Linked DNA regions of Homo sapiens: region 1 is linked to region 2. A link is a contact called in ENCODE POLR2A ChIA-PET data. All regions are on one chromosome and are shown on one strand. Each heading gives the region's core, a stretch centred on a gene start or an enhancer-like site at or near the end of the contact. The rest is flanking DNA. Distances are from core to core; before and after follow the strand shown. Region 1 holds the start of EPS8L3 (EPS8 signaling adaptor L3). Region 2 overlaps CELSR2 (cadherin EGF LAG seven-pass G-type receptor 2).

Region 1 (5,617 bases), core at 435-2,934, 510 kb after region 2:
GCTGGCTCTTCAGCTGTAGACCCTCTGGGAAGACTGCATGCATGTGTGTGTGTACTTATGGTGGCACTGCAGGACTCGCCAGTGAGCTGACCTCCCCCAAGTGTCTCCCTAGGCCTCCTGGCTCTTTGCTTTTTGTACTCTGTATCCTCTGCCCAGGTCCCCTCCTGACCCCAACCCTTTAAATTCTAGCTCAAAGATCACCCTCTTGGTGAAGCCCTCCTGGACCATCCAACCCCACCCTGCCCAGGGTACCCTCCTAATGCTGCACTGGACCTTGTACATTTATCTCCAGCAACAATAGTCACAATAGCCACCACGGTGCTGTGAGCCTGGTGCTGAGCCCCTTACCAACATCCTATCAGTTTCTCCTCACTGCCGTCCACTTGTACTTACTTGGCGCCACGTGCCTAGCACTGTTCTAACGGCGTTACCTTCAGTCACTCTAATCCTCAAAACAACCTCACAAGGCAGGTACTGGTATTGTCCCCATTTACCATATGAGGACTCTGAGGCTCAAAGACGGTAACAGGCCTGAGGTCACAAATGAACGTTTAATAGAGAGCAACCCAGATCTGTCCGATTGCAAGCTTCGTGTTTTAATGGTTTATAAACATGCCTCTGCCGCTGGGCTGTGCGCAGTCACAGAGGGAGTCTAGAGAACATACATGTTGAAATGGAGTGGAATTAAATGTGGTGTGTGTGTCCCGGGTGGGGGTGGTGTTAGTCTGTGCGGGTCAAGGGTATGTGTTATCCAAATGAGGTTTGTGGGTATCCACATGTCTACATGGTACACCTCAGTTGTGCAGAAATACTGGACTACCCCGGGTAACATGTGAGAGAGCAACCCATACCCTTGTTTATTAGGACTGTTGTGAAAATGACGTAGGATCTGATAAGATGACTCAGTGTGGAAGGAAATAAACTGCCAGTGAACAATTAAGGGAATGTGGAAGGGACGGCTGGATCTCTGGTTTCCTTGTTTGGGAGGACCCCTTTTCTCTCCAGGGGTAAGGCGGGGCTAGAAGCCTGTTCCCCTTCCCCAGCCTCCCCCAACCCCCATTGTAACACTTCCTGCTTCTCCATGCTCTCCATGCAGAAGAGGAAGTGAGGTCTGCCCCTGGTCAGCCCCACTCCCCACTCCCTCAACACCAGGGTGGGCCCTGTGGGGCCCTCTAGGTAGGTAGGTCAAGGTGGGGAAACAGCTGCAGCCAAAGATTCCCTACCCCAGGGAGGGAAGAGGGAGCTGGCTTGGCCTGCCTTGCCCCTTAGGGGTAGGGGAGCTGTGACAGCCCATTTCCCCCCTTTAAGCCCTAGATGTAGGGGTTTGGAGCAGGGAAGGCCATCACCTCATAGACCCTGGGGCAAGCATCCCAGAGGCCCTTCCGGAGCCTGGACCTCGCTCTGCTTTCCAGCCCACCAGCCAGCTGCTGAGTCCCAAGCCCCTCCTTGGGCTTGATCCCCTGGGCTGCAGCTGGGAACAGGCTGGAGACCTGGCCTGGGAAGCCACTGAGTTGCCCCCACCTGCCCTGAGATCCCCTGTGACTGGGCTGGGCCCCGATCTTCCCTGGGGGCCAGGCCCTTACCTGGGTGCCAGTGAAGGCCGGGTGCCTGGTCCCCCCAGGAGGCTGGTCTTGGAGCAGGTGGTCCGGTGCTGGTGGTGGAAGGACAGCAGCTTCTCTGCTAGTGGCCACAGGCAGAGCCTGCCTTTGATGAGGTTACAGAGGCAGCCACGCCTGTGCTCTTTGGACTCTGGTGGGTGGGGAGGCTTCCTGGTCACTAACCGCTCAACATCAACCTGGACCTGCGGCAGTGTCTGTGCTGACTGGCGTCCCCAGCTTAGCTAGAGGCCCCTGCTTCCCTGTTTCCCCCACTGCTAGCCTTGGGGTGTGGCCCCCTCTTCCCTCTGCCTTTTAGGTGCCTACTCTGGGGAACAGGTCAGCATCAGGCACGGGGCTGGGACCAGAAGAAGAGAGCACACATGGCCCAGAGTCTGGGTTCTGTGGTGAGGGCACAGGTCGGCTGGAGGTGGACTCCAGGCTTGGGGGAAGCTGTGGGCTGGCGTGTGTGCCATGCCTGTGCGTGGGTGGCACCCATAGGTGTGTGATCCTGTGTACCTGGGTGGTGCCTGTGAGCAGGACATGGATCTTGTCACAGAAGATGGGGACTGAGGCCCCTGGGGCATTACATGGAGCGCTGAGATTCCCTCTGGCAGGGCCCTCATTCTGTCCCTACTGTTGTCCCTTCCAGCAGGAGCCCCCTTACCAGCCCTTTCTCGCTCTTCCACTCTCTTTCCTTCTGTACCCCATCTTGTGCCCAGACCCCTGGTGGACGCCTGGCCAGCTTCAGCAAAGATGGAAAACGGAGGCCTGCATCTATCTCTAGTCATAAACCTACCCACTTCCTGCACTCCATGGTATCGAAAAATCTTTCTTGGCACTCAGAGTGGGCCAGGCTCCCCTGCCCTCTGGGAACTCACAGTCTAACCAACAAGGCCAGGTATAAACAGAAACCAGGGAGCAGGGCAGGAGGGGAGGCGGGGGCGGGGGAGTGCCAGTGAGCCTCGGACCCTCGTGGGCAGAATGCAGGGTCCCGGTGCTGGGCCCTGTGATGGAGTGTCCTGTGGAGTCTGAGGGCTGGAGCACTCCCATCTTTAGCTTCCCTGGAACTATCCCAGGATATCTCAGCCTTCTCTCCCATCACCACCCAACCAACGCTGCCCTGGATGGCCTGGAGTCCATGCGTCAGATCCTAGGGAGGTGCCTTCCCTGTCTGGGCTGTGTGTGTCCCTGGGAGAGTCCAGTGGACAGCCAGCTGCTGGGGCCCAGGGATCAGGTGCCTGTGAGGCCAGCACCCAGCCACAGCCCCATGGGAAGCAGTCCTGGGGTTCTTTCCCCTGGGTCCCCATCTTGTGGCCCTTCAGCTTCTTTTGGGATAGCACAGCCTGTCCCCTCGTTGCCTCCCCCAACTCCGTGAAGGCCACAGTCATATTTCACCCCAGCCCTGGCTTGGGGCTCAGGCAACACCTCATTTCTGCCCAGCTCAGGCCAGGCCCGTCCTTCCCATAGGACCCTCCCCAAGTCAGTGTGAGCACAGCAGGGACTCCTGGGGGGGCTCTGGGGCAAGGTGGGCAGGGGCAGAGAAACAATGAGTGGCATTCCCAGCACCTTGCCCTCTGCAGTGCCCTTTAGGGGTGCCCCTGGGAGCAGTGTGTGTCTCCTCAGACATAAAGCCTTTGTGGCCTTGGTGGGTCTGGGGCTTGGGGCCAGGTATTGGGGACATCTGCTTCTGTGGAGCCCCCTGAGGGAAGAGGGAAATCAGGAAAGAGGGAGAGGCCAAGCTTCCCATACCTGGGGACTTGGGGCCATAACTGAAGCTTCTGCACAAAGCTCCGGGTGCCACAGCAGCTCTTCTGCAAGGGAGTTCGGCTGAGGCACCAGGAGCTGGGACTTAGGTTGGAGGGGAAGGAAGCAGGACTCGAAGGGCATGTCCTTGAAATTGTGGGGTTAAAAGGCTGTGGGACCACATTCGTTCATTCATTCCACAACTTCCTGTAGAATTGAGGGCTTCCTGCCTGCTAGGCACTGTGAGAGGTGCTAGGATCCCTCTGGAGGGCTTACAGACACCTTGGAATTCAAGCTGAGTTCATTATTTCTCAGCAAACCATCTCCCCTCTCATGCTCCCATCTCAGGGAAGGCATCAGCTCCCAATCGTGTGTTCCAGCAGGGAGGGGAGTCCTCCCTCAATCCTCACACCCAATGGACTACCCTTCCTGCAGTCCCAGCTCTGTGGCAAGTCCTAAGTGGCCCCCTTCCTCTCCACCCCACTGCGACTGTCTTCCTCAGACCCCATTACACCTCCTGTCTTCGACCCTGCGGCCGTCTCCTCACCCACGCCCTCGCTTCACTCTTGTTCTCATTGATCCTTACTGGTTGCTGGTAGGGAAGCTTTCTTAGCTGGAGATTTGATTGTCCACTCCTCTGCCTAAAACCCCTCAGTGACTTCCCGCTGCTCACGGGACAAAACCTAAACTCCTTCTCAGGGCAGTTGAAGTCCTTGATGAACTCAAGTCTCCTGCTTCTGAGTCTGGCCTTATCTTCCCCCCAACTCCCTGCCCCTTGTACTTTATACTCGGCTTGGGGCATGGCTTGTAATTCCTTGAAGGGTCACACCCTGGTACCAGGCTGGCTGCTGTTCTCTGTCTGGCATGCCCTGTGGACACGCTATGGCTTTATGTCTCCAGTAGCCCTCCTTCAGAAGCCTTCCCACTGCCCAGGGCTGGTGGGGCTCTGGCCCGTGGCTTCCAGACACGTTGTACATGTGTCCCTCTGTTACTGCATGTATCACATTGAGGGGGATACCCCCATGACTGGGGTCCCTGTGGGGAAAAGAAAGAGAGATCAGACTGTTACTGTGTCTATGCAGAAAAGGAAGACAAAAGAAACTCCATTTTGATCTGTACAAAGAAAAATTGTTCTGCTTTGAGATGCTGTTAATCTGTAACTTTAGCCCCCAACCCTGTGCTCACAGAAACATGTGCTATATTGAATCAAGGTTTAAGGGATCTAGGGCTGTGCAGGATGTGCCTTGTTAACAATATGTTTGCAGACAGTATGCTTGGTAAAAGTCATCGCCATTCTCCATTCTCTGTTAACCAGGGACACGATGCTCTGTGGAAAGCCGCAGGGACCTCTGCCCAAGAGAGCGTGGGTATAGTCCAAGGCTTCCCCCCACTGAGACAGCCTGAGATATGGCCTCATGGGAAGGGAAAGACCTGACCATCCCTCAGCCCGACGCCCGTAAAGGGTCTGTGCTGAGGAGGATTAGTAAAAGAGGAAGGCCTCTTTGCAGTTGAGATGAGGAAGGCCTCTGTTTCCCGCATGTCCCTGGGAACAGAATGTCTCGGTGTAAAGCCGACTGTTCGTTCTATTCTGAGATAGGAGAAAACCGCCCTGTGGCTGGAGGCGAGATATGCTGGCAGCAATACTGCTCTGTTACTCTTTGCTACGCTGAGATATTTGGGCAAAGAGAAACATAAATCTAGCCTACGTGCACATCCGGGCACAGTACCCTCCCTTGAACTTATTTATGAACAGATTCTTTTACTCACATGTTTTCCTGCTGACCTTCTCCCCATCATCATCCTGTTCACCCTGTTCTCCTGCCACACTCCCTTTGCCGAGATAATGAAAATAGTAATCAATACATACTGAGGAAACTCAGAGACCAGCACCGGTGCAGGTCTTCGCATACTGAGTGTGCTGGTCCCCTGGGCCCACTGTTCTTTCTCTATACTTTGTCTCTGTGTCTTCTTTTCTCAGTCTCTCGTCCTACCTGACGAGAAATACCCACAGGTGTGGAGGGGCAGGCCCCCTTCAGGTCCCTGAGGACCCAGATTGTTTTCTGCCACTGTCTAGAGGAGAGAAGGGCTTGTAAACAAAAGCACTGTAGTATGCAGGCATAAAGAACCTTACTCGGCTTGGGGGTGTCAGGGAGGACTTCTCAGATGAGGAAATGCAAGGGCTGGCCCTTCAATGACACACAGGAGTTCAGCCAAGAGGTGAAGTGGGCAGGGAATTGCAGGCAGAGGGATTGCAGTCCTACTGGATGAAGCGGCCT
Region 2 (6,372 bases), core at 1,056-3,555:
ACCGCTTCTCCATCACCAGCCAAAGTGGTGGTGGGCTGGTATCCCTTGCCCTGCCACTGGACTACAAACTTGAGCGGCAGTATGTGTTGGCTGTTACCGCCTCCGATGGCACTCGGCAGGACACGGCACAGATTGTGGTGAATGTCACCGACGCCAACACCCATCGTCCTGTCTTTCAGAGCTCCCACTATACAGTGAATGTTAATGAGGACCGGCCGGCAGGCACCACGGTGGTGCTGATCAGCGCCACGGATGAGGACACAGGTGAGAATGCCCGCATCACCTACTTCATGGAGGACAGCATCCCCCAGTTCCGCATCGATGCAGACACGGGGGCTGTCACCACCCAGGCTGAGCTGGACTATGAAGACCAAGTGTCTTACACCCTGGCCATTACTGCTCGGGACAATGGCATTCCCCAGAAGTCCGACACCACCTACCTGGAGATCCTGGTGAACGACGTGAATGACAATGCCCCTCAGTTCCTGCGAGACTCCTACCAGGGCAGTGTCTATGAGGATGTGCCACCCTTCACTAGCGTCCTGCAGATCTCAGCCACTGATCGTGATTCTGGACTTAATGGCAGGGTCTTCTACACCTTCCAAGGAGGCGACGATGGAGACGGTGACTTTATTGTTGAGTCCACGTCAGGCATCGTGCGAACGCTACGGAGGCTGGATCGAGAGAACGTGGCCCAGTATGTCTTGCGGGCATATGCAGTGGACAAGGGGATGCCCCCAGCCCGCACACCTATGGAAGTGACAGTCACTGTGTTGGATGTGAATGACAATCCCCCTGTCTTTGAGCAGGATGAGTTTGATGTGTTTGTGGAAGAGAACAGCCCCATTGGGCTAGCCGTGGCCCGGGTCACAGCCACTGACCCCGATGAAGGCACCAATGCCCAGATTATGTACCAGATTGTGGAGGGCAACATCCCTGAGGTCTTTCAGCTGGACATCTTCTCCGGGGAGCTGACAGCCCTGGTAGACTTAGACTACGAGGACCGGCCTGAGTACGTCCTGGTCATCCAGGCCACGTCAGCTCCTCTGGTGAGCCGGGCTACAGTCCACGTCCGCCTCCTTGACCGCAATGACAACCCACCAGTGCTGGGCAACTTTGAGATCCTTTTCAACAACTATGTCACCAATCGCTCAAGCAGCTTCCCTGGGGGTGCCATTGGCCGAGTACCTGCCCATGACCCTGATATCTCAGATAGTCTGACTTACAGCTTTGAGCGGGGAAATGAACTCAGCCTGGTCCTGCTCAATGCCTCCACGGGTGAGCTGAAGCTAAGCCGCGCACTGGACAACAACCGGCCTCTGGAGGCCATCATGAGCGTGCTGGTGTCAGGTAAGGAAGGGCCCAGGTGGCGCTGGGGTGGGGGTAGCTCGCGGGGATGGTCTGGGCAGCCACTGGAGGTAGGGTGCGATCCAGGAAGCAGCTACAGATCCACCTCCCTGCCCAGTGCCTGGCACAGAGCAGGAGGGGCAAGAGCCAGCTTGGGAAGAAGCCCCAGGAACCCTGGCGGCTGGTGCAGGCCCCACCTTCTGCTGGGCTGGGCTGGGCTGCTTCGGTTGGCTGCCCCCACTGTCTACCAGCCTGTGACGTGGTCGGGGAAGTGTTGTGAGGCTGCCCCGGCTATGGCTGCCAAGAATTGTGAAAAAAGGCGCGTGGAAGCCTGGGGGGCCAGGAGAGCTGGGGGAAGGGCAGAGAGGACTGTGGCGCAGGAGAGGAGGCGAGGCCAGGGCCCCTTCACCCCCATCAAGATATTCCTGCAGTCTCACACAGCCTTTGGCAGAGCTGGGGACCACGGGAGCACAGGGCTGCCGCCACCCAGGGGTCAGGACCCTGTAGTCCTCTTCTGGCCCCTTTTGCCTCCTGGCTGAGCTGCAGAATCGGCTGACAGGGACTTTGTCTAGCGCATTCTTTTCCCTCCAGGCAGAAAGAGCCTGGCCTGGCTCCCCCTTCAGAGCTCCCACAGGAAGTGAGGCCAGAGCTCATTGTCTGTCCAAACAGACCCCACTTTCAGAGTCCGTGGTTCGGGTCTGGCTTGGAGGAGGGGCTGCAATGAAGCTGGGGGGCAGGCTGAGGCCTCGTGGGCCCCCCTTGCCACCTCATGGGCTGTTCTTAGGGTGCCAGGCCTTCCTTTCCTGCTAGCTGTGACCAGCCCAAGCTCCAGGAATGGAGTGTAGGGACCAGGACAGGCCAGTGGACTGGTGAGCTTTGAGGGCAGAGACCCCAAGGCACCTTATCTGAGGAGAGAACAGAGTCCCAGGGCGTGGGAGCCTGGCCGGAACCCAGGCTGGGGCATTCCTGCTGCTTGGCCAAGCACTCAGCCTACAGACTCCCTGGACAGCAGGGCTGGGGGAGGAGAGTTGGAGGGGGTTGGTGACAGTATTCTGTCTTTTTTTATCAGCTGTGGGGAGCCAGAGGTAGCAGCAGGGAGAAGACCACACCCAAGTTGCTGAGTGCCTTCCCCAAGCCTGGGAACAACTGAGACCCTCATGAGGGGATGCTGTTAGCTGCACCCCAGGGGTGGATCAGGTCACATCCCCTCTAGGCAGCCTTCAAATCCATCAGGGAAGGGAGGAAAAGAAGAGGCTGGCAGGCCCCTACTCCCACCCCAGGGAGTGTGGCCTGAAGGGGAAGGAGGGGTATGCCAGAGTCAGGGCGTGGCCTCACTCAGGGTCCTTGCTGGACAGATGCCTCCCTGCCCCACCCTTCAAAGTAGCCACAGGAACCAGGAAGCAGGAGCTTTTCAGGGACTGTGGCTGAGGTTCTGAGCCTCCTGAGACTTCAGTTTCCCCTCCAGGAGGCGGAAGAGGGAGGCTGGAGCTCCTGTGTCCTCAACTGTGCCTGGGCACTTGAGACAAGTGGGAAGGAGGTGGGAAGGAGGGCCTCTCCCTCTGGTCCTCCACACCCAGCCTGCCTTTGGTGAGCGTGGCCAGGCACTGGCAGAGAAGCGCCCCCATTAAGCCTTCGGTCTCCCACCAGGGCAGAGCCCTAGACCTTGGTTCCCTAGTCTAGAGAAGGCTCGGGGCAACATCCAGGACGGCTCCTCCTGGCCCGGCAGCTCTGGCCCCACCCTCTCCCTTCGGCCCTGACCCTTGGAGGCAGTCACCACGGCAACCCCAAAGTTCAGGGAGGCCGGGGTGAGGGGGAGCTGACTCCCACTGCCCCTTTGTTTTCCTCCTCTTGTTCTTTGTCTCTTCTTTCTTTCCCGCCCCTGCCCATGCGGAGCCCTGCAGCACTGCCTCTCTCCGGTGCCCTCTCCCTGCTCCTGCGGCTCTCCGGCTCTCCCACTTGCCCATTGCTGGCTCCTCTCCTGAGGCTTTGTCTTCCCCTGTTTGGTCTCCGTGTTTGTGCCTCCACTCTCTTCCCTATGGCTGCAGCTGCCCCAGCCTGGGCCGATGGCTCCCCTGGAGGCTGAATTCTCCTCGCCTCTTTCTTCCTCTGCTCAGACACGCAGCAGCTCCTGTCCATGGTCTGGGCAGCTCCCAGAACAGCAGAGCCCTCTTGGCCTCCAGTCTCCGCTGGCACATCTGCCAGGGGAAGAGAGGCTGGGAGGCTGACCGGGACCTGGCACTTTTCCAGGTGTGCCTGGCTAAGCTTGGGACACAGGTGGCATTTCCTGGGGTCAGAGGCCATCCCAGCTGTTCCTTTTCTGTCCAGGAAGACAGCTCAGGCAACGTACTCCCCACCCCTGTTCCCATCCTGCCTTTGCACCTGAGGGGTGACCTAGGTCAAGGCAGGGGAGGGTGATATAGAAAGGAGAGAGCAGTGGGTTGACTGTTGGGGATGGGGGACAACAGCAGAGGGGGCAGGTGGCCACAGATGGTGGACCAGATGGGAAGCAACAGAGACATGCTGGGAGAGGGGCCCAGGCGGGGCCTAAGACGATGGCGGTGGGGGACACAGGGAGAAGTGTTTGTTCCCAGGGCTGAGGGGTGGCAAAGTTTCTCCCGCTCCATGGCCTTGGTTGCCCCCTCTCCTCTCTTAATCAGTTATGGGCACTGTGTGTGGAGTCTTGGGCTGCTTTCTGCCTGGAGGGAATATCCCGTCAAGGAATCATTAGGCAGATATACCAGGTATACAAGAGCTCTGTGCCAGCTGAGCATCCTGGTGCGGGGAAGTCTGAAACGGAGAGGAAAGTAGAGCCTGATGACATAAATCTGGGCAGGCTTCCTGGAGCAGGTGAGCTAGGGCAGGTTAGAAGACTCAGAGGACTGTGGGCTGGTGTCTGGGTGGGAAGGAACAGCCTGTGCAGCAGCTTTGAGACGAGAGCAGGAGGAACAGAAGTGGGTGATGACAAGCAGGCTTGCTGGTGAGAGCTAGTGAGAATAAGCAAGTGATGAGGCTGGAGGGTAGGTGGGCAGTCGGCTGAGGACATGGCTGAGATGGGGGTCTGCTTTCAGCCTTCCCGGCTTCAGCTGAGCCACCGCTGGTACAGTCAGCCACCGCAAGTAGGTACAACACAGATGCAGAATTTGTTCCCATGTCCCTTGCCTACTCCCACCCCACCCCAGAAACATGGGCTCCTGCCCCGTTACTGCTAGGGTAAGCATTTGCTTTTTATATCTAGTTGGGCTCCCCCTGCTATGTGGTTTTGTTTGTTTGTTTGGGACAGAGTCTCACTCTGTCACCCAGGCTGGAGTACAATGGCGCGATCTCGGCTCACTGCAACCTCTGCCTCCTGGGTTCAAGCAATTCTCCTGCCTCAGCCTCCTGAGTATCTGGGACCTCCTGAGTAGCTGAGATTACAGGCACCCACCACCACGCCCAACTAATTTTTGTATTTTTAGTAGAGACGGGGTTTCACCATGTTGGTCAGTCTGATCTCGAACTCCTGACCTCGTGATCCACCCGCCTCAGCCTCCCAAAGTTCTGGGACTACAGGCGTGAGCCACTGCGCCCGGCCCCCTGCTATGTTTTAAAGTCCGTTTATTCTTTGTGGAGACTGAATAGATTGTCATCCACATCTCAGTGTTTTCTGAACACCTACTATGTGTAAGGCATTGTAATAAATACAAATATGAATATGCCAGTAGCTCATGCCTGTAATCCCAGTGCTCTAGAAGGCTGAGATGGAGGATCACTTGAGGCCAGGAATTTGAGACCAGCCTGGACAACACAGCAAGACCCCATCTCTACACACAAACAAAAATTAGCCAGGCATAGTTGTGAGCACCTGTGGTCTCAGCTATTTGGGAGGTTGAGGTGGGAGGATCGCTTGAGCCCAGGAGTTCGAGGCTACAGTGAGCTATGATCGTGCCACTGCTCTCCAGTGTAGGCGACAGAGAGTCTGTCTCTTAAAAAAAAAAAAAAAAAGACTATCCCTTCTTGCCCTGTAAAGCCATTTCCTCCTTCTCCAGGCCCCAGCTTTCATTTTTTAGCTAAATAAAATTCATTCCCATGTGTATGTGCATTCAGGTGTGTATGGTATTTCTGGGCTTAGGGTGTGTGGGTGGAATGAGACACCAGCAAGTGTGTTTTAGTGCTTAGCTGTTTATAAGTGAGTGTGTTGCCTGGGGGCATAGCAGGCATTTGGGTGTAATGGTTGAGCCAAGTGGGTGATGAGTAGCTAGAGGCCCTAGGACCAGAGAAGAGACTGACTCAGTGGGGCTCTGGGGTCTCAGAGTGGAGAGCTGCCCAGGCCCTTCTATCTCTGCCTTCCGGTCCCCCACCCCGACTCACCCTGTCTCCAGCATGGGGCAGTGGGTGATGATGTCACTGGTTAACGTGGCTCAGCTGGATTTCCTGGGGTGGGGCCCCCCAGGCTACCCACAGCAGCCCAGAGAGTTGGGCGGGAAGAATGCTTTGTGTTGGATGTTGCCATGGGGATAGCAGGTCTGCGCGCCCAAGCAGCCATGGGGCTCAGTGGGAGGGGGACTAGGTGGCCCACTGACCCAGTTTACCCACTCCCCCCCACCCCCGCCAACTCCCTGCTGCTGTGGGGGAGTGGGGAACACAGCCATGGTTGCGATTATCGTGGTGTTGAGGTGTAGAGGCTGAGGGGGCAGGGGGATGATTTTTGTGGGTCTCAGGATGCTCTGGGCCCTGTAGAAAAGTATGAAAAAGACAACATAGGGTTCCCGCGCAGGCAGCACAGACTCTGGGGGAAGGGAGCAGGAGCGGTGGCTTGGGCAGGGAAAGGTGCACAAACATTAAGAGGTGTGCCGTGCATCAGCGACAGAAGGTTTTGGGAAAGGATGCAAAGAGAACTGCAAATCTCATCCCCTGAGCCCTGAAGGAGTGATTGGCCCACACGTGACATACCTGGCTCAGCACCCTTATGCCAGTTGGAAAGGAGAGCCTTTCTTGGTGGGTGGTGCAGGAATATGCAGGCTGAATTGCAGCCCCAGGCTGGGTCCT

The links. ChIA-PET counts read pairs that join two places held with the same protein, here RNA polymerase II (POLR2A).
Region 1: POLR2A ChIA-PET joins it to region 2 with 11 read pairs in Panc1. The contact joins the promoter of EPS8L3 here to the enhancer-like site in region 2. POLR2A ChIA-PET finds 5 or more read pairs at or near these places in 2 of 52 experiments (AG04449 and Panc1).

What each region holds. Positions count from the first base shown.
Region 1 is chr1:109,762,239-109,767,855 of GRCh38, forward strand. EPS8L3 (EPS8 signaling adaptor L3) reads right to left here and starts at 1,685. Exons shown (of 19, transcript NM_133181.4): 1 at 1,584-1,685. The region is part of intron 1 of LOC124904258 (a long non-coding RNA gene); the gene reads left to right.
Region 2 is chr1:109,252,040-109,258,411 of GRCh38, forward strand. It overlaps CELSR2 (cadherin EGF LAG seven-pass G-type receptor 2), which reads left to right. Exons shown (of 34, transcript NM_001408.3): 1 at 1-1,350. Among named protein-coding and RNA genes, the nearest start is that of CELSR2, 5.7 kb to the left of the region's middle. RefSeq lists enhancers at 1,000-1,774, 1,035-4,189. Within about 2 kb of position 2,306, at least 13 of the 41 ENCODE cell types and tissues checked have a DNase peak (open chromatin) inside an H3K27ac peak, as active enhancers do.